Regions from separate parts of the Homo sapiens genome. Here regions 1, 3, 4 and 5 are each linked to region 2. A link is a loop called in an ENCODE intact Hi-C map of the cell type or tissue named here. Cell type or tissue: endothelial cell of umbilical vein. All regions are shown on one strand. Region 1 overlaps LINC02768 (long intergenic non-protein coding RNA 2768). Region 2 holds the start of LINC02768 (long intergenic non-protein coding RNA 2768). Region 3 overlaps GNG4 (G protein subunit gamma 4). Region 4 has its middle 9.2 kb from the start of B3GALNT2. Region 5 overlaps LYST (lysosomal trafficking regulator).

Region 1 (4,000 bases), 55 kb before region 2:
CAGCCATAAAAAAGAATGAGTTCATGGCCTTTGCAGGGACATGGATGAAGCTGGAAACCATCCATTCTCAGCAAACTAACATAAGAACAGAAAACCAAACACCACATGTTCTCACTCATAAGTGAGAGCTGAACAATGAGAACACATGGACATAGGGAGGGGAACATCACACACCGGGGCCTGTCGGGGGTGCTAGTGGAGGGATAGCATCAGGAGAAATACCTAATGTAGATGACAGGTTGATGGGTGCAGCAAACCACCATGGCATGTGTATACCTATGTAACAAACCCGCACATTCTGCACATGTACTCCAGAACTTAAAGTATAATAATAGAAGAAGAAGAGGAAGAAGAAGAGGAAGAAGAAGAGAGAAGAAGAAGAAGAAGAGAGAAGAAGAAGAAGAAGAAGAAGAAGAAGAAGAAGAAGAAGAAGAAGAAGAAGAAGAAGACGACGACGACGACGACGACGACGACGACGACGACGACGACGAAGACGACGACGACGACAACAACAGCCATTTGCAATCTGTAAGCCAGGAAGGGGGCCCTCACCAGGAACTGAATCAGCTGACACCTTGATCTTATTACACCTTCAACCTCTGGAATTTTGAGAAATAAGTGTGTGCTGTTGAGGTCACCCAGTCTATGGCATTTTGGTATAGCAGCCCAAGCCTACTAATATGGTAATAATAGTACTTTGTTCTATAGGAGAATGCTGTTATTCTCAAGAGACACATGCTGAAGTACTTAGGGTCGACTCATGATATCTGCAACTTACTTTCAAATGCTTAAACAAATTATACATAGATGATAGGTACCTAAATAGAGATAGAGATACAGCAAGCAAAGAAGCAACTATTAATAATTGGTGAATCTAGGAAAAGGATATTCGGGTGTTTACTAGTCCAACTTTTTTCAGCTATGAAATTTTTATTTTATGTTTTATTTATTTATTTATTTTTTGAGACAGAGTCTCACTCTGTTGCCCAGGCTGGAGTGCATGATCTCGGCTCACTGCAACCTCCGCCTCCTGGGTTCAGGCGATTCTCCTGCCTCAGCCTCCCGAGTAGCTGGGACTACAGGCACACACCACCACGCCCAGCTAATTTTTGTATTTTTAGTAGAGACGGGGTTTCACCATGTTGGCCAGGAAGGTCTCGATCTCTTGACCTCGTGATCTGCCTGCCTCGGCCTCCCAAAGTGCTGGGATTACAGGCATGAGCCACCGCGCCTGGCCAAAATTTTCTAAATAAGAAGTTGGAAAGAGTAAATAGAGTAAAATGATCTGAGAGAAAAAGAATCCAAATAATAACATTTATACTATTTTATAGTTTACAGTGTATTTTCACGTATATTAATGTGATCCTTTCAAATATCCACGGAGGTAGACATATCGTGTGTTTTATCCTTATTTTGTAGTCTTCAAAAACATTTCCTCAGTGCCTAACCATGTGCCAGGCATGGTACATACATCATCTCTTTTACTTTCTACAAGAACTCCAGAAGGCAGATATCGGCTCTCCCATCCACGGAGGCTCTGGTGGGATTCCGAAGCTAGCAATCTGCAGAGCTGGCATCTGAATGCAGCTTTGTCCGACTCTGAGGCCTGAGCTCATCCCTCTGTTGGCATCCTGTTTGTGATTCCTGTTTTACAGATGCAGGAATGGAAACTCAGAGAAGTTAATTAACCTGTGCAGTGTCACACAGCTACTCGGGGCAAAGCCAAAATTCAAGCCAGAACTTCAGTCTCCTATTCCAAAGCTCGGACCTCCTTCCAAAGCGCCTGTAATGAGCACTCTGGAAATAGGTTCAGGATCTAAGCTAGTGGCTCATGTGAGAAGAAGTCTCAGCACACAAGGGCCCTCAGCACAGGAAATTACTCAAGTTATTGGAGTGGAGCCAGGGAAAGGCCCCGAAGCTCAGAGCAGGCCTGACTCGGGAGACAGTTTGTGAAAATAAAAGCAAGCCCACATTGACTCATTCATTTGATGCTCTGATTAAGAAGCATGAGTTGCCACACCATGTGATGGAGAGCTATAAACTCCAGCCCTGGAGACATAATCTGGCACAGATTCCCTTGGATGGGCAAACGGTATTCAGGCAGGACTACCATTTCCGGGAGGGGGAGACCGGGGGAAGCAGGTCAGGACTTGAGGCTCATAACCATGCTGCACTGATTTGTTTAAAAGTAAATATTATTTGGTTTTCATTTAATTTTAAACAAAATTTAAATTTTTAAATGAAAATTAAAATGTTCACTTAATTTGAGTTATTAGATTAAAAGATAGTCTGCTTTACTGAAAGTCTTAGGCTGGAAAACAACAAAGTCGTTTGTGAAAATATTTAAATAAGAAGAGAACAGCAATCATAACAGGAATCTAAGGGGACTGTGAGTCTTGCATTGGCACATCTCAGCGCGGTGGAGACTTCTAAAGAGGGCTCTATGGATAGAGTCCTTCAGGGACCACCACCCGCCCCCATGCCCAACGCTGAGGAGGACACTCCAGCAGGGATCCACCAGGTGGCTGTAAAGCTAAGAAGGTGACCTCCTGGGTGTCCCTCCTGAAACACAGAGCACCGTTTGAACTGCCCGAGCGAGCGGACCAGCTGGCGCACAGATCACAGAGCCCTGCAGTGATCAGCTGCCATCTGGATCTGCCCGGGTGCAAGCAAACGGCACAGCTCTGGAAGCTTCCTCAGGGCTCCAAGAGAGCATCTGCGTGTTGGGAAGCCTCGGATGTGCTGCAAGACCTTTGTTCTGACTGTGGCAAAGCCTATGTATGCTAGGTGTCACATTGAATTCTTTTCTATTAATAATAACTTATCTGAGATTCTGCGCGACTGTCGCTCTAGAATCTGCATTTAGGAATGATCAGCATCAGTGCTGAGTGCCTCGGAGTGGGACATAGATTTAGGCAGAGATGTGGGAAGCAGCCATCAGTGAAGGACGATGCTGTGATTGGTGGCTGGAACCCACAAGTAGACACCAAACTGCTAACAGGGTGGTCCTGGAGGTAGATGTCTAGGCAAGCAGCCAAGATCAGTCATTTAGAGTCCATGCAGGTCTGACTTGAGACAGTGAATTTTGTAGAACTCCATACTCATTCTGAAGTGATTTTGTTATAGGCAGTCAGCTCTACCAGAGGCCTTTGTCCAGACTATCTGAAAGGCACCCAATGCAAGGGCTGCAAACCTCAACAGCAGAGGACTTGTGCTGAAACCCTTCCGAATGCATTCTCTAGACTGGCCAACTAATGTGTCTTCTTTGCTGTCCAGCTCCAATCTCCATCAGGTTGTCTTTTTAAAAAAAAATCCAAGCCTTTGCCCTGCCAAGCACCAGGAAAAGCATGATTTGCACATTTGAGAGCTAACGAAAACAGTCCATCCGAGTGTCCTAGTGAATCTGCAGCCCAGATGGGCTCACGTTTCCCTGTGTACCCCACATGCCCACTGAGCCCCGAAGTGGTTGCCCAGACCCCTTACCCAGACCCCGGGCTGAAAGAACCTTGTGTGGTTTAATCTCAGAGCAGAGTCCTCTGAGCTGGAGATGTTTGATTGAGAGACTGCCGGAGGGGCCTCCCCCAGTCGACCCAAAGATATAATGCTGGTGCCACATCTTGTGACTTGCGGTATCGAAGACTGCTGCTGGCGAAAAGGAAGCCACAGAGCTTCCACCCCTCATAGGAGGTCAGTGGTCACTGTAATCAGAGGAGTGCTCTGTTCCATTTCAGTGACTCAATGGTCACATTATCCTTTAAAAATAAAAAAATTCACATGCCAGGCCTAATAATATTGCTTCTCTTCTCTTTCTCATTTTTCCTCTCTTCCCTCTACCAGACTCTCCCTTACCCTTTTCTCTCTCTCTTTTTATTGATGCGCAATTGACATAACATACCATGAACTATTATAAAGTGCACAATTCAGTGGTATTTAGTGCACTCGCAATGTCGTGCAATCACCACCTCTCTAGTTTCAAAACCTTTTCATCTCCCAGAATAAC
Region 2 (4,000 bases):
CTCCCGCTGGTGGAAGTATAAAGTGGTACAAACTTTCTGTAAGGCAGTTGGGGAGTATCTATTGAAAGTCTTAAATTTTTAAATAATCCTGAGTTGAAATTTATCCTAAAGATATTAATAAGGACACTGAGGGTCGGGCGTGGTGGCTCATGCCTGTAATCCCAGCACTTTGGGAGGCCGAGGCGGGTGAATCATGAGGTCAGGAGATTGAGACCATCCTGGATAACATGGTGAAACCACATCCCTACTACAAATATAAAAAATTAGCTGGGCATGGTGGCACATGCCTGTGGTCGCAGCTGCTCGGGAGGCTGAGGCAGGAGAATTGTTGAACCCGGGAGGCGGAGGTTGCAGTGAGCTGAGATTGCACCACTGCACTCCAGCCTGGGCAACAGAGCGTGACTCTCAAAAAAAAAAAAAAAAAAAAAAAAAGGACACTGATATTAGTATGTGGGTGTTTATTGGTTTATTGTTATTTATCACATCAAAAAACACATAGAAACACCCTAAAAGTTCATCAATAAATGAACTGGTGAGAGTTTATTGTCCATATAATAGAGTATGATACTATTATGTAGTTGATCAAAGTAATGTTCATATGCACATTTATTTAAATGGAAAACAAAAATACGGAAAAGTATCACAGGATCACATTTTTTGTTATATATATATCTTACAAAAATATATGTAAAAGTATTGTGTGTGTGTGTTTACAACATTTCTGGACAAGATTGTAGTGATGAGGCCATTATTGAGTAATGAAATTACTGTTATTTGTTTTTCTTGTGCCTTTATTTTCCAACTTTCTAAATGAAAATGTGCTGAATACAAATAAATAATAATGTAAGATAAAGTAAAAATAAATTTTCATTTAAGGTATTTCTTAAAAAGGGGGGTGAGGAAGGGTATTTAGAGTAAACCAAATCTGGAACTGGACTCTGCTCTGACGGCGTGACCTTTGCCAAGTTACTTCACCTCCTTAACCCTCAGTTTCCTGACTTACTCAATGGGCACAATAAATTCTACTACATAAGGTTATCCTGAGTTAGTTTTCCCATTTCCATCCAGCTAATAAAAGCTTCTTGCTGCACTCTCTCTCCTGAGCCTTCTCCCTTCTCTGATCCCCTTAACAAAGTGGTTCGAAGCAATCATTTAGCATCACCTGTTATTACTACCTGCTTAGTGACTAGACGCCCACTTATTTGCAAAAGCCCTGCATTTTCTGGAATTAGCCTGCTATTCCGTGTTTTCCACTTAGATTCACTCAGAACCTGGTCCATAAGGAGACGTATGCACTTTTGCATACACAGAATACACTCAGGAATACTTCTGTGTTTTCGTACCTCGGTGTAAGATGCTGAGCCCACGGCTGGGGATCTCGTGTGACGAATGTCTGCAAATGTTTGAGTAAGGAGATGACTTGGGGAGGAAAAGGGCTGGGCTATTTGGTGGAAATCTGAATTTAGATGAAGAGGCTTGACCATAATTGGGAAGTTCTTTTGCTAGCAGTTGGGCAACTCACCAATATGAAGAAAGCTCTTGAGTGGGACGATGGGAAGGCCCGAGCATAGCTTCTTTTGGGGAAGTTATCCGGGTAGCCAGGCCTGGGACGCTCCCCGCGCTCCGCCCTCACTTCTCTCTTCCCCCAAAAACAGGCATTGAGAGGCTCTTACTGCCCTCACGTGGCCCCTTCTGGAACTGTCTTTGAGGAGACCCGCCCAGATTTAAACTGAATCACGGGGGCTGGAGAGCACACACGCAGGCTTGCCAGTTAAGCTCATCTGTCCCCACTTAAGCTTCTAGCTACCAGGAAGCCGCTCTTCGAGCCTGTTTTCAAGCCTTTTTGGCCCTTCCGTCTCTTAAGTCCATGTTGTCTGAGCAAAGACCCTTTCTCCGTTGTAAGGAATTCTAAATCCTTTCGGCTGCAGCTTTCAGCAGCGCCTGGCATCCTGGCGGATGAGAAAAAGGGGAAAAACAGCAGCCCAACTTGAGAACCAGAGCTGGGCCGTGACGCTGCTGCGGGGGACTCTGGGTCCCGTCTTCCCCGCTTTCGAGACCTGTGGTCTTCAAATGTGCTCGATAGTACACTCCCTAAAAGAATTTTTGCAAAGTCCTGTTTTTCCCTGTTAAATCAAGTTTAGCTTAAAGCTACTCACATATTTTAAGTTCAGCCTAAAGGTTTCTCTGTGCCTGTAACCTAAAGGGAAGTGTAAATAGTCCCTCTCCCCCTTCACCCTCTCCTCTCCCGCTTTCTGTTTCTGCCTTATCTCTCTGACTCTTCTGCCTCCCTCCTCTGTTTTTAAGGGCCTGCCTGGATAACCCAGGATAATTTGCCTGTTTTAACGTCAGCTACTTAGTCATCTAAATTCCATCTGCAAAGTCCCTTCAGAGCAGTACAAAATTAGAATCTTGAAATCTTTAGAATTCGGCCAGCCACAACAACGATCAGCATTTTGCCAACCTTAGGTATCCAGGAGTTTTTGTTTTTAATTACAGTGATTTTTAAAAAACAGCTTATTTATTTATTTGACAGGGTCTTGCTCTGTGGCCCAGGCTGGAGTGCAGCGGCATGATCATAGCTCACTGTAACCTCAAACTCCCGGGCTCAAGCAATCCTCCTGCCTCAGCCTCCTGAGTAGCTAGGACTACAGGCACTTGCCACTACACCCGGCTAATTTTTAAAAGATTTTGTAGAGATGGGGGTCTCACTATATTGCCCAGGCTGGTCTCAAATTACTGGCCTCAAGTTGTCCTCCTGCCTCAGCCTCCTAAAGTGCTGAGATTACAGATGTGAGCCACTGTGCCCACCCAAAACAGCTTTATTGAGATATAATTCACATGCTATGTAATTCACCCAAAGTGTACCTGCAATGGTTTTGGGTATATTACATTATTAATTTTAAAAATTGTAAAATATGTATATATCATGAAATTTGCCATGTTAATAATTTTTTTTTTTGAGACAGAATCTTGCTCTGTTGCCAGGCTGGAGTGCAATGGCACGATCTCAGCTCACTGCAACCTCCGCCTCCCGGGTTCAAGCGATTCCTCTACCTCAGCCTCCTGAGTAGCTGGGACTACAGGTGCGCACCACCGCACCCGGCTAATTTTTTACATTTTAGTAGAGACGGGGTTTCACCATGTTGGCGAGGATGGTCTTGATCTCCTGACCTTGTGATCCGCCCGTCTTGGCCTCCCAAAGTGCTGGGATTACAGGCGTGAGCCACCGTGCCCAGCCATTAATAATTCTTAAGTGTACAAGTCACTGACATTTATTACATTCGCAATATTGTGCAACCATCACCACTATTTCCAATACTTTTCATTTTCCCAGGTAAGAATTCTGTAGCCATCGAGCAATAACTCTCCATTCCACCTCCCCACAGCCCCCGGTAACCTTTGATCTACTTTCAGTCTCCATGAATTGGTACATTCTAGATACCTCATATAAATGGAAGCGCATATATTGCTTGATAGTTTGTGTCTGGCTTATTTCCCACAGCATAATGTCCTGACGGTTCATCTGTGTTGTAGCATGTATCAGGATTTCATTTGTTAGGCTCAGTGATATTCCATTTTATGTACATAACGTATTTTGTTTATCCATTCATCTGTTGATGGACACTTGGGTTGTTTCCATCTTTTGGCTACAGTGAATGATATTGCAATGGACAGTAACACAGAAGCATCTGTTCCAGCCCTTGTTTTCTATTATTTTGGGTATAGTCCTAGGAGTGGAACTGCTGGATCATATAGTAATTCTATATTCAACTTTTTGAGGAACCACCAAGCTGTCTGTTTTCATTCCCATCAGCAACGGACAACGTTTCCAGATGCTCTCCAGTACTTGTTTTGTTTTGTTTTGTTTTGATAAAAGCCATCTTAATACTGTAAACTGGTGTCAAATTGTGGTTTTTATTTGCATTTACCTAATGACTAATGATATTGAGCATCTTTTCATATGCTTATTGGCCATTTGTATATCTTCTTCATATAAATG
Region 3 (4,000 bases), 370 kb before region 2:
TAATCCCAGCACTTTGGGAGGCCGAGGCGGGCGGATCACGAGGTCAGGAGATCGAGACCATCTTGGCTAACTGGGTGAAACCCCGTCTCCACTAAAAATACAAAAAATTAGCCAGGCGTGATGGTGGGCGCCTGTAGTCCCAGCTACCTGGGAGGCTGAGGCAGGAGAATAGTGTGAACCCGGGAGGCGGAGCTTGCGGTGAGCCAAGATCGCTCCACTGCACTCCAGCCTGGGTGACAGAGCGAGACTCTGTCTCAAAAACAAAAACAAAACAAAAACAAACAAACAAAATACACACACACACACACACACACACACACACACACACACACACACCTGGCCGGGCGCAGGGGCTTATGCCTGTAATCCCAGCATTTTGGGAGGCCGAGGTGGGCAGATCAACTGAGGTGGGAAGTTCGAGACCAGCCTGACAAATATGGAGAAACCCTGTCTCTACAAAAAATACAAAATTAGCCAGGCGTGGTGGCACATGCCTGTAATCCTAGCTAGTTGGGAAGCTGAGGTGGGAGAATCATTTGAACCCGACAGGCAGAGGTTGCGGTGAGCCAAGATCATGCCTGGGCAACAAGAGCAAAAAACAAAACAAAACAAAAAAACACCTATTATCAAAAAATGTGCAGATAAAGATAATTACAACAAAGAAAATAAAGACCAGTGATAATGCCTTTTCCCAGAGATAACTATGGTTAGCCTGTTGATGTATAATATACTTACATGCATTAGAAATTTGATTTCAACCAAAGGACATTTAGCATAGAAGAGATCAGACGACTCGAAAGCTCTTTTTTTTTAATATTTATTTTTTGAGATAGGGTCTCGCTTCGTTGCCCAGGCTGGAGTGCAGTGGAAAAATCACGGCTCACTGTAGGCTTGAACTGGGCTCAAACGAGCCTGCCACCTGAGCCTCCTGTGTAGCTGGGACTACAGGCGTCCACTACCATGCCTGGCTAATTTTTACTTTTTTTTTTTTTATTTTGTAGAGACGGAGTTTCACTATGTTGCCCAGGCTGGTCTTGAACTCCTAGGCTCAAGGGATCCTCCCACCTACGGCCTCCCAAAGTGCTGGGATTACAGCCATGAGCCACTGTGCCTGGCCTTTGAAAGGTTTCTTACAGCCCATTCAAGACTCATAGCCCTGTTCGCCTTCCCTTTGCAGCCATCCTCCGTAACTGTGACTTCTCCAGGACAGTCTCTCCAGGATGGCTGACTCTGGGGTAATGAGTTCATTCCCCAAGGGTTTTCCGAATGCTCTGCCCTACGGCATCCATCTCCGAGGCATCCTAATGAACTTGGAGCAAAGCTAAAAGCCCGACAAGAATAAGCTGACAGACCTGTTTGCTCCCCTGGCTAAAATGGAATCCAAATTCATTTTGGCCTCAACTTCAGGGGAGATGGTTTGAAGTTGTGCTTGGTGCATTTTTCTCAGCCTGTGCTATGGTCAGAATGTTTATGTCCCCCCTACCCCCCCCAAATTCCTATATTGAAATCCAAAGCCCCAAGGTGATGCTGTTAGGAGGTGGGACCTCTGAGAGGTGGTTAAGTCATGAGGATGGAGCTCTTATGAATGGGACTCATGATCTTGTAAAGAGCTCTGACAGAGATCCAGGAATGCTTTATGTTTTAGTTTGTTTTTTTTTTTAACTTGTTTGCTGTGTGTGTGTGTGTGTGTGTGTGTGTGTGTGTGTGTGTGTATTTTTTTTTTTTTCAGATGGAGTCTCACTCTGTAGCCCAGGCTGGAGTGCAATGGTGCGATCTCAGCTCACTGCAAACTCTACCTCCCAGATTCAAGTGATTCTCCTGCCTCAGCCTCCCAAGTAGGTGGGATTACAGGTGCCCACCACCACACCTGGCTAATTTTTTTTCTATTTTTGTAGAGACAGGGTTTCACCATGTTGGCCAGGCTAATCTTGAACTCCTGACCTCAGGTGATCCACTCACCTCCCAAAGTGCTGGGATTACAGGGGTGAACCACTGCACCCGGAGTTGGTTTTGTATTTTAATATAACAGTGCTTCTTCTACTTTTCCACCACATTCTGGGGAAAACAGAACCACTGAGGCAACTGGCTTCCCTGACTCTGGCTACCCAAGACCCCACCCAGAGGGCTGAGGTGCTGGATCAAGGCTGTACCTGTAGGTTGCACACTACACTCCCCAGCCCACTGTGGGGAAGCTGTTCTCTACCATCGGTTCCCCAAATTTGGTTGGGATCAGAATCCTCTGGGAATGTACAGAGACTAAGGCCCTGCTCTACCCACCTCCATGACCTTAGAGTTCTGTCTTAGCTCTCTTGGAGATTATGATAAAACCACTGCTCTATAGGCAACCAGAGCTTCTCAGACTTTGCTGTACATCTGAACCACTAGGGGGACTTTTAAGGATCCCGATTCCAGCTGGGTGCAGTGACTCACGTCTGTAATCCCAGTGCTTTGGGAATCTGCAGCGGAGGATTGTTTGAGCCCAGGAGTTCAAGACCAGCCTGGGCAGCACAGTAAGACCCCATCTCTACAAAAAATTTAAAAATTATCTGGGTGTGGTGGCACACGCCTGTGATCCCAGCTATTCAGGAGGCTGAGGCAGGAGGATCGCCTGAGCCTGGAATTTTGAGGCTGCAGTGAGCTGTAATCATGCTACTGCACTCCAGCCTGGGCAACAGAGACCCTTTCTCAAAAAACCCCAAAAATATAAAATTAAAAAAATAAAGATCTTGATGCCCAAGTCAAACCCCAGGCCCTTTAAGCCACAATCTCTGGGGGAGGACTGAGGCATCAGTGGAAGTTGAAGCTTCCCAGGTGATTTTTTTTTTTTTGAGACAGGCTCACTCTGTTGCCCAGGCTGGAGTGCAGTGGTGTGATCTCGGCTCACTGCAACCTCCGACTCCTAGGTTCAAGTGACTCTCCTGCCTCAGCCTCCCAAGTACCTGGGATTACAGGTGCATGCCACCATGCCTAGCTTAATTTTTGTATTTTTAGTAGAGATGGGGTTTCACCATGTTGGTCAGGCTGGTCTTGAACCCCTGACCTCAAGTGATCCGCCTGCCTTGGCCTCCCAAAGTGCTGGGATTACAGGCATGAGCCACCACACCCGGCCTTCCCAGGTGCTTTTAATGTGCAGCCGCGTTTGAGACACACTGCTCAAGTCTGCATCTAGCTGGAGCATCCCACACTTTGGTGTGTATGTCATGAAACCCGTATCTCAGGCTCTCACTCAACAGGACTGGCTGGGACCTCGGGGAGGCTGCATGCTGCTACTCACAGCCTGGTGGGAGACATCAGCTTCAGTATCCCCTGGAGCTCGTTAGCAATGCAGAATCTCAGGTCCTACCCAAACCTACGAAGTCAAATCTGCGGGTTTTTTTGTTGTCGTTGTTTGTTTTTTGGTTTGTTTTTTTTTTTTTTGAGACAGAGTCTCGCTTTGTTGCCTAGGCTGGAGTGCAGTGACGCGATCTTGGTTCACTGCAACCGCCGCCTCCCGGGTTCAAGCGAGTCTCCTGCCTCAGCCTCCCGAGTAGCTGGGATTACAGGCGCGAGCCAACACGCCTGGCTAATTTTTGCATTTTTAGTAGAGACGGGGTTTCACCATGTTGGCCAGGCTGATAACAAACTCTGACCTCAAGTGATCCGCCCACCTTGGCCTCCCAAAGTGCTGGGGTTACATGTGTGAGGCATTGCACCCAGCCGAATCTGCGTTTTAACCCAGGTGATTCAGGTTTACGTTAGAGTTTGAAAAGTTCTGAGCTAGACCAGCAGGGCCCAGTCCTGCCTTATGCAGGGTCCAAGATGAAGAGCCTGGCTGAAGACACGTGGGTCAGTCATAACAGTGGTGGACAGCAGAGGTGCTGTTCTCCTGACCCTTAATGTTATTCACAGCCCCATCAGCTTTTTAGATTCCTCTTTTAGATAACTTACTAACTCTAGAAGCTCTTTGAGAGGCCACACATCAGAAAAGACACTATCAATTTCTCCTTGTCCTCCTGGCATT
Region 4 (4,000 bases), 460 kb before region 2:
AAGTCTTGAGAAAAGCTGCAGTAGCAAGAGCCAACCAGAAGATGGAAGAGGGATCCTGGGTGCTTCTATATGGAGTTGATCTATCTGAGGGTGCAGAGGCCGACTCTAAGATGCTGTGGTGCATCTCCCCAATTCAGGATGGAAAATGTTGACTGCAAAGGAGTCTCAGTTGAATCTCTCTCTCTGGGAACTGCCCTTGGCTGAAGGTGGCTGCCTCACCCAAGGGTACAGCTCCCTCCTGAGAGACAACCTGCATCCAGTGACTACTCAAGGAACGGTGTAAAGATGTGGGTAACTCTGAAGAGCCATCCCGTGGCCTCTCTTGCAACTGCGTCACAGTCCAACTTCTCCCTCCGCCCAATTCTGCTTTCCTCACTCCCTTACCGGCATTCCCAAGAGCAGTCCCCAGTAAACCTGTATACAACCCGTGTTTCAGAGTATGTTTCCATGGGAACCTGACCTAAGACAGCGATTCTGTTAAATGACATGAAAGATGATGTCATTTCTCTACCTAAAACCCTGCAAATGGCTCTCCAGTTCTGTTCTCTCACAGGGAAACCAGAGTCCCTTACAGTGGCCTGCAGGCCGTTGTCATCTGTAGGCCGTTGTCATCTGCAGGCCGTTGTCATCTGTAGGCCATTGTCATCTGCAGGCCGTTGTCATCTGCAGGCCTGAACCCCTCTAACCTCATCCTCTATTCCCCTCCTTCTCATTCAGTTTGCTCCAGAACCATCCTGGCCTCCTTTCCATCCCGAGAATAGGACAGGTACATTCTTTCCTCGGGATCTTTGCACTTTGTTTCTTCTGCTCTTCTTCCAGATATTTTCATAGCTTATTCCTTCTTCTTCTTCAAGTCAACTAAAATGTTGCCTTTTCCATGAGGCCTTCCCTGTCCCTTCTATTAAAAAACCCTGCTCCACCATCCCCAATCTCTATTACTCTATTCTGTATCACTTATCACTCTTTTTTTGTTTTGTTTTGTTTTGAGACAGTCTCACTCTGTTGCCCAGGCTGGAGTGCAGTGGTGTGATTTCGGCTCACTGCAACCTCCACTTCCCGGGTTCAAGCGATTCTCCTGCCTCACCCTCCTGAGTAGTTGGGATTACAGGTGCATACTACCATGCCCAGCTAATTTTTGTATTTTTAGTAGAGGTGGGGTTTCACCATGTTGGTCAGGCTGGTCTCAAACTCCTGACCTTGTGATCCGCCTGCCTCGGCCTCCCAAAGTGCTGGGATTAATGGCGTGAGCCACTGCGACCTGCCATGTGTCACTTATCACTCTTAAACATACTGTTCAATTTACTTATTTATTTTGTTTGCGGTTTATTGTCTTACTGTCTACACAGGGCAGAAATTTTCCCTCCCGTTTTGTTCCCTGATATATCCCAGAACCTGGAGAAGTCACTGGCATTTTGTAGGTGCTCCATAAATATTTATTGAACAAACAGTGAATGAATGAGTGAATCAATGAATTTGGGAATCTTTAGCAAGTTGATTGCAGTAGAACTCACAAGGTGAGATTACCCAGGCATAGTCTGTAGAGCGATGATGAAGGGAGACACCAACATTTAGGTGTGAGCAGAGGAAGTTAAAATTATAAAGGACATTGACAAGAATCCAGACTATAGGAGGAAAACAGGAGGATGTGTCACCCAAGACAAGATGTAAGATGGCAGAGGGAGTGCAGACGACAGCGTACAACCTGACCAACATGGTGAAACACTGTCTCTAAAAAAAACAAAAACAAAAATTAGCCGGGCGTGGTGGCTCATGCCTGTTGACAACATATGAAGCAAGATCAAGGCAGAAATGTGTCTGCTGATTTGAGAGTGGCCAGGTAACTAGCAGTTTCGAGGAATAGGTAGAGCAGAAGGGAGAGTACTGTGAGTTGAGGAGTGAATGAGAAGTAATGAAGTGGAAATGGTGTGTGCATTACTATTTTGAGAAGTTTGGTCATGAAGATCAGAACGAGAAAGAATGGGAGCTGGGAAGAGGGCTCTGATTGAAGAAGTGTGTGTGTGCATTTAGATGGGAGAGATAAGCCTGACTTGAGTATTTTAAGTGATGTATGGAAACAGCCAGTAACAACCATATAATTTGTAATCTAAATCAAGGTTTTGAGAGAAAAAGGGGGCAGGACAAATGCTAAAATGGATAAATGTCAAGACAACAGGAACTATCTGCAAACCAGACCATATGGTCTCCCTGTCCACGCCTCAAGTTTTCCATGCAAGTCATTTATCCTTACACTTAGTGGGCTATTTTTTTCTGACGGTAGGTGGCAGTAAAGAGCTTGCCTCTTTTTGCCTCGTTTGGTTTGGTTTGGTTTGGTTTTTGAGAAAAATTTAATTAGAGATTTTGGATGGCAACTAAGATTGGTAAAGGTTAGCTCCACAGGCTTAAACTCAAAATAGGAGATTTCAACTTAGATTTTACTTTGGGAAAATTCATACACGTTTTTGTGAAAAAGAATATCTCTTGGTTCTCAAAGAAAAAATAATTTTTGGGTAATTATAAAATATGTTGCATTTTCACACTGAGCCATTTTATCTTTAAAATGATGAACTTCCATCTTCTTCCTAATACAGAATAATTTCCATTAGTTTTATCACTTCTTTTTTTTTGAGACAGAGTATCGCTCTGTTGCCCAGCCTGGAGTGCAATGGCACAATCTCGGCTCACTGCAACCTCCGCCTCCTAGGTTCAAGAGATTCTCCTGCCTCAGCCTCCCGAGTGGGATTACAGGTGCCTACCACCACGCCTGGCTAATTTTTGTATTTTTTTTTAGTAGAGATGGGGTTTCACCATGTTAGCCAGGCTGGTCTTGAACTCCTGACCTCAAATGATCTGCCCACCTCGGCCTCCCAAAGTGCTTGGATTACAGGTGTGAGCCACTGTGTCTGGCCTATCCCTTCAGTTTTAGCACACGCATTGCTATATGCACACATTTCTTATTTGTGTATATAAATTTTCAGTCAAGTCTAGCTTCAGTAGACTTTGGGGGACCTTGCTATTGAAGATTATAAACATTTTAAAAAACTATAGGCCAGGCGCCATGGCTCACGCCTGTAATCCCAGCACTTCAGGAGGCTGAGGCGGGCGAATCACTTGAGGTCAGGAGTTCGAGACCAGCCTGGCCAACATGGTGAAATGCCATCTCTAAAAAAAATAACAAAAATTAGCCTGGCGTGGTGGCGTGCACCTGTAATCCCAGCTACTCAGGAGGCTGAGGCAGGAGAATCACTTGAACCTCAGGAGGCAGAGGTTGCAGTGAATCGAGATCACATCACTACACTCCAGCCTGCTGGGCAACAGAGTGGGACTCTGTCTCAAAAAAAGAAACAAAACAAACAAACCAAAAACCTATGACACATAACAGCAAATTTCTTGTTATCAAAGATAGGACTAGAGATGTCTAAAGATAAGAAGTTTTAGGAGTTCGGAATGGTAAAGTGAATGAGCACACCTTATTCAGGGAATCTTGGCAGAATCTAATGTCATAAAATTTAAAATTCAGAAATCTTTGTCAGAGAAAAAACAGAATCAAAATATTATCTGCAGATCCAGCAAACAAATTTGAGTTCAAAACTCAGATTTGCATTTATTAGCTGTGTGGCCTTGAGCATGGCAAGCACTTTACCTCTAGGTCTCAGATTCCTAATCTGTGAAATGAGACTCACAGGATATACTTCAGTGGATTGTTTTGAATATTAAATGAGAAAACATATTGGTAAAATTTATACATGTTATTTTCATTCTTTTCCCTAAACATGAATATGAAGACATCCAGATTAAAATGTGGCATATGCAACCTCAACCTTTGGAAAATATATCTCAAATGATTAAGGAAAAATATTAATTTTAAGAATTGCTTTAAAACAACAAAACCAAAAAAGCCTTGGTCATACCTTAATTCAGTAATTCTTCAACTTTACGTCTCAGATCCAATATTCTAGGCACTGCTTGACACAGAGAGCAGTTTTCTTACAAGGAAATTTGG
Region 5 (4,000 bases), 190 kb before region 2:
ACATCTTTCTTGGTCATAAAAAGTTCTCTGATTTGTTCACATCGCAAAATTTCTTTATTAATATATTTGGAGTAGTCATTGACTGGCTTGCCATACTTACATGGCATTACAGATGTATGGTTGGGTCCACAAGCATACAGATAAAAGGCCTCTTGTGAACCAACCTTAGCTCCTGAATAGCAGAAAAATAAAGTTAGTTATTTAAAACACCCTAACCAGAATTTTTCATAAAAAGCAAGAAACCAGGAATTATTTTTTGTAGCCAGATTCTTTCAGTTGTTCACTATATTTTATAAAATTGATAAAGCCTCAATTTCGAAATTGGTGTAACGAGAAAATAACCTATGTCAACTATGATGGAAGATGAATTAATGTATATAAAGTTAATTGTGAAGCTTTTAATTAAATCATAACATTTCCATTTGCTCCTTAGCCAGAAAACAGGTTTTCTGTTTTATTTTACTTTGTTGTATTTTTTAAATAATGGGAGCTATATCTTGGTAAACTCCATTTCTAACTAAAATTTGAATCAATATCTTTATTCCTTCCTATTTAGTCAATAAACACTGTCTGAATGCTATTATGTGTGAGGTTTAAGGACATATTTTTTAAAAATCATATATTTCATTTTTCCCTAAAATTTGATATTTGTATAAGATATAATAAAATTATAAAGGAGACAACCAAGATAAGTTTACTAGTCATGATGCTACATTATCCAGTATAAAAAAACGCTAAGTTAATATGAGCTTCTCTTTTTTGAGGATGGAAGAAATACATTTTTATATTAAATGTATATATCAATTGTAAGACACAACTAGATTACAAAAACGTTAAAATATTTTAAAAGTATATCTTAGAATCTTGGAAATACAGTACTTATTAAACACAAGTAAAGGAACATAGATGGATATTTTAGCCAGGTTAATTTACTTAGTTTAATATTTGTTAACTGAGAAAAAAAACTGGAAATGTTTCAAAGGAAAAAAATCTCACTCTGTCGCCCAGGCTGAAGTGCAGTGGTGCAATCATAGCTCACTCACCGTTGAAGAGAAGCAAATTTCCCAGGTCCCATTTTCCAGCCAACTGCAAAAACTCTTCTTGGGATGATAAACAATGGCCAATCATGCAAAATGTTTTATTGCTATCAGATGACAAACTTGTTTTTCTTGGAAGCATAAAATCCAAAGTAACATCAGGCTTCCTACATTAAAAACAAAACAAAGTTAAAGCAATGACTTTAGGAAGTCTAGTACTAAGTATTTTTAAAGTATGAATATTTAACAATGGGGAATTCTTTTTTTTTTTTTTTGGAGACAGAGTCTCGCTCTGTTGCCCAGGTTGGCACGATCTCAGCTCACTGCAAGCTCCGCCTCCTGGGTTCACACCATTCTCCTGCCTCAGCCTCCCAAGTAGCTGGGATTACAGGTGCCCGCCACCAGGCCTGGTTAATTTTTTGTATTTTTTTTTTAGTAAAGACGGGGTTTCACTGTGTTAGCCAGGATGGTCTCTATCTCCTGACCTCATGATCCACCCGCCTTGGCCTCCCAAAGTGCTGGGATTACAGGTGTGAGCCACCACACCCGGCCTACAATGGGGAATTCTTGAACAATTTTCTTGGGTCATTATCAGCTGGCACTGGGGCAAGAGAGGAGGGCTAATTGTTTGTCTCTTGGTCAAAGGTGCTGCAGAAAGAGGGGAGCCAAAGAGAGATACCTGATGATCCCACGGCAGGCCATGGGAAATGTGACTAAACATTTGCTGCAAGTTTTCTTTGCCATTTGACTTCTGTATATGCACCTTCCTGGTTTACAGATATAAACCAACCACCTCCCCTTAATTTTGCCAAGAAGTCTCCCATCTTGACAAACAATTCCAAAAACTGGAATCCATGACATTCCAAAAATGTTATGTCATCTATGAGGCCTTTGAAAACTAATCAGTAAAAACATAACTTCTTCAAAATTTCTGTCTAGCCATTGAAATGCCAATACTTTCTGCATTTTCTGTTTTCTTAATGCTAAGTGATTATGCAGCTTTTGATTAGTCTCTTTTGCTTCATGGATAACGGTGAAGGAATGCTTACAAAAGACAGTACTGGAAAAGGCAAAATAAGGCTTTCTCACAGAAAGACACACAAAGCAGGGAGGACTTCATCAACTAGTGAAACCACAGAGCTCTACCCCTAATTTAGGAATGTTTTAAACTCCATTTTAAGATAATGAGAGTAATCTATGAAGGCAAAGTCTAAATAAAATTTGTAAGATGAAGACAGGATAAGCTAACACGGGTAGCTCTTAATGAGAAATTCAACTTTGTGTATATTTATTTTAAAAGTTTTGCCTAAGGCTCTCTGTTTCACATATAACATATAAACTTAACTATTTTAATGTTTTTTTTTTTAATAAAGGAAAGATGTGGGATACATTCAATGACATACTTCTCCTTGACCAAATAAATGGCTGTGACTGAAACTCTATTGCCATCTAGTGGCATTATGACTTAAAATAGTTTTAAATTTTTTATTTTAAAAAATAGTTTTTCAATGAGAACATACGGACACAGGGAGGGGAACATCACACACCGGGGCCTGTCGGCGGGTGTTGGGGCAAGGGGAGGAAGAGTATCAGGACAAATACCTAATGCACGTGGGGCTTAAAACCTAGATGACGGGTTGATGGGTGCAGCAAACCACCATGGCACATGTATACCTATGTAACAAACCTGCACGTTCTGCACATGTATCCCAGAACTAAAGTAAAATAAAAATATAACAATGAAATAAAAATAAAATAGTGTTTTTAAGGGTGAAAGAAAACCTATTGCAGGATGAATGCAAAATGAATTAAACAAATATTAAGTATCTACTATGTGCCATATATTTCTGCCATATTTGTAAGCTGTTAATAACAACTAATAGAAAGTATTAACTCATTTTCAGTACTGTTACCTTATTTTAAAAGGCCTCTTCAAATGTATTCTTTTAGAAATTCTTTTTTTTTTTCTTTTAAATTGAGACAGGGTCTCGCTCTGTCACCCAGGCTGAAGTGCAGGGGTGCAATCATGGCTCACTGTAGCCTTGACTTACTGGGCTCAGGTGATCCTCCTGCCTCAGTGTCCCGAATAGCTGGGACTACAGCTACGCATTACCATGCCCAGCTAATTTTTTTATTTTTAGTGGAGACAGGGATTTTCCATGTTGCCCAGGTTGGTCTTGAATTCCCGTGCTCAAGCAATCCTTCTGCCTCGGCCTATCAAAGTGCTGGGATTACAGGCATGAAGCACCATGCCTGGCCTAGAAATTATTCTATAGCTTATAAAGTGACAAAGATACTAGAGAACCAAGTTTAAGTCAACAGAATAAAATATTTGTCCTTGGTCACTTGCTCTGTTAACCAATGAAATTAACTTGTGCCAAATGGCAAACAATTCTCTCAAAGGAGTATAGCTGTAAGTTGGTGGGTAAAAAAACAGAGTGATATGTGAATCAAGTGACCATGCTTACTAATTTCAGACTGTCCACAATAAAAATCTAATCTCTCATTCTGAACATTTCTAATAGTTTATGGTTCCTCTACCTGTCAGCTGACATAATTCAGAAAAAGGCTGCAGGGGCAGTAAAGCATAGGGTTTTAAAGCATGGGCCCTCCCTAGGGTCAGAGTTTAGGTTAAACTTTCAGCTCTACCCCTTACTTGTGGCATGAGTTTGGGAAAGTCACTCTAGGTCTCAGTTGCCTCATATGTAAAATTGGGATAATAATATACCTACTTTATAGTATTGTTGGGAGGATTAAATCAGGTAATCTGTATAAAGTGCCTAATACAGTGCCTGGCACATATTGAGAGCTCAAGAAATTGAGTGGAGAGTGCCTAGGAGAAAGGGGCTCTCTACTTACAACTCCAGCCCCAGCTCCATCTGATTTAACTATAGGTTCTGGAAACAAATTTGCTGATTGGCTACAGCTGCCATGGCAGCTATGAAGATCGAGAACGTCACAGA

The links. A loop is a pair of places that touch in the nucleus more often than their neighbours do. Peaks named below come from ENCODE experiments on the same cell type or tissue, not always from the same donor. Only the 100,000 strongest peaks of a DNase experiment are listed, where the experiment ranks them.
Region 1: it touches region 2 in a loop (5-fold over the local background); 19 of 110 quality-filtered maps call a loop at or near these places.
Region 3: a loop joins it to region 2, with 11 times the contacts of the local background. A loop is called at or near these places in 3 of 110 quality-filtered maps.
Region 4: it touches region 2 in a loop (13-fold over the local background); 61 of 110 quality-filtered maps call a loop at or near these places.
Region 5: it touches region 2 in a loop (9-fold over the local background); 30 of 110 quality-filtered maps call a loop at or near these places.

What each region holds. Positions count from the first base shown.
Region 1 is chr1:235,915,667-235,919,666 of GRCh38, forward strand. The region is part of intron 2 of LINC02768 (long intergenic non-protein coding RNA 2768); the gene reads right to left. The region is part of intron 2 of LOC105373215 (a long non-coding RNA gene); the gene reads left to right. Among named protein-coding and RNA genes, the nearest start is that of LYST, 51 kb to the left of the region's middle. RefSeq lists an enhancer at 2,563-3,062. In endothelial cell of umbilical vein, no CTCF peak of the experiment used is centred here; a DNase peak (open chromatin) is centred at 1,915; H3K27ac peaks cover 1,640 bases.
Region 2 is chr1:235,970,239-235,974,238 of GRCh38, forward strand. It overlaps LINC02768 (long intergenic non-protein coding RNA 2768), which reads right to left and starts at 2,273. Exons shown (of 3, transcript NR_183724.1): 1 at 1,523-2,273. RefSeq lists an enhancer at 1,812-1,861. In endothelial cell of umbilical vein, a CTCF peak has its summit at 1,693 (motif pointing left); a DNase peak (open chromatin) is centred at 1,683; H3K27ac peaks cover 836 bases.
Region 3 is chr1:235,595,918-235,599,917 of GRCh38, forward strand. The region is part of intron 1 of GNG4 (G protein subunit gamma 4); the gene reads right to left. Among named protein-coding and RNA genes, the nearest start is that of GNG4, 52 kb to the right of the region's middle. In endothelial cell of umbilical vein, a CTCF peak has its summit at 2,380; no DNase peak of the experiment used is centred here.
Region 4 is chr1:235,511,678-235,515,677 of GRCh38, forward strand. No RefSeq gene overlaps it. Among named protein-coding and RNA genes, the nearest start is that of B3GALNT2, 9.2 kb to the left of the region's middle. In endothelial cell of umbilical vein, a CTCF peak has its summit at 2,280 (motif pointing right); a DNase peak (open chromatin) is centred at 2,274.
Region 5 is chr1:235,780,884-235,784,883 of GRCh38, forward strand. It overlaps LYST (lysosomal trafficking regulator), which reads right to left. Exons shown (of 53, transcript NM_000081.4): 15 at 1,044-1,204; 16 at 1-172. Among named protein-coding and RNA genes, the nearest start is that of MIR1537, 70 kb to the right of the region's middle. In endothelial cell of umbilical vein, a CTCF peak has its summit at 2,450 (motif pointing left); DNase peaks (open chromatin) are centred at 1,138 and 2,478.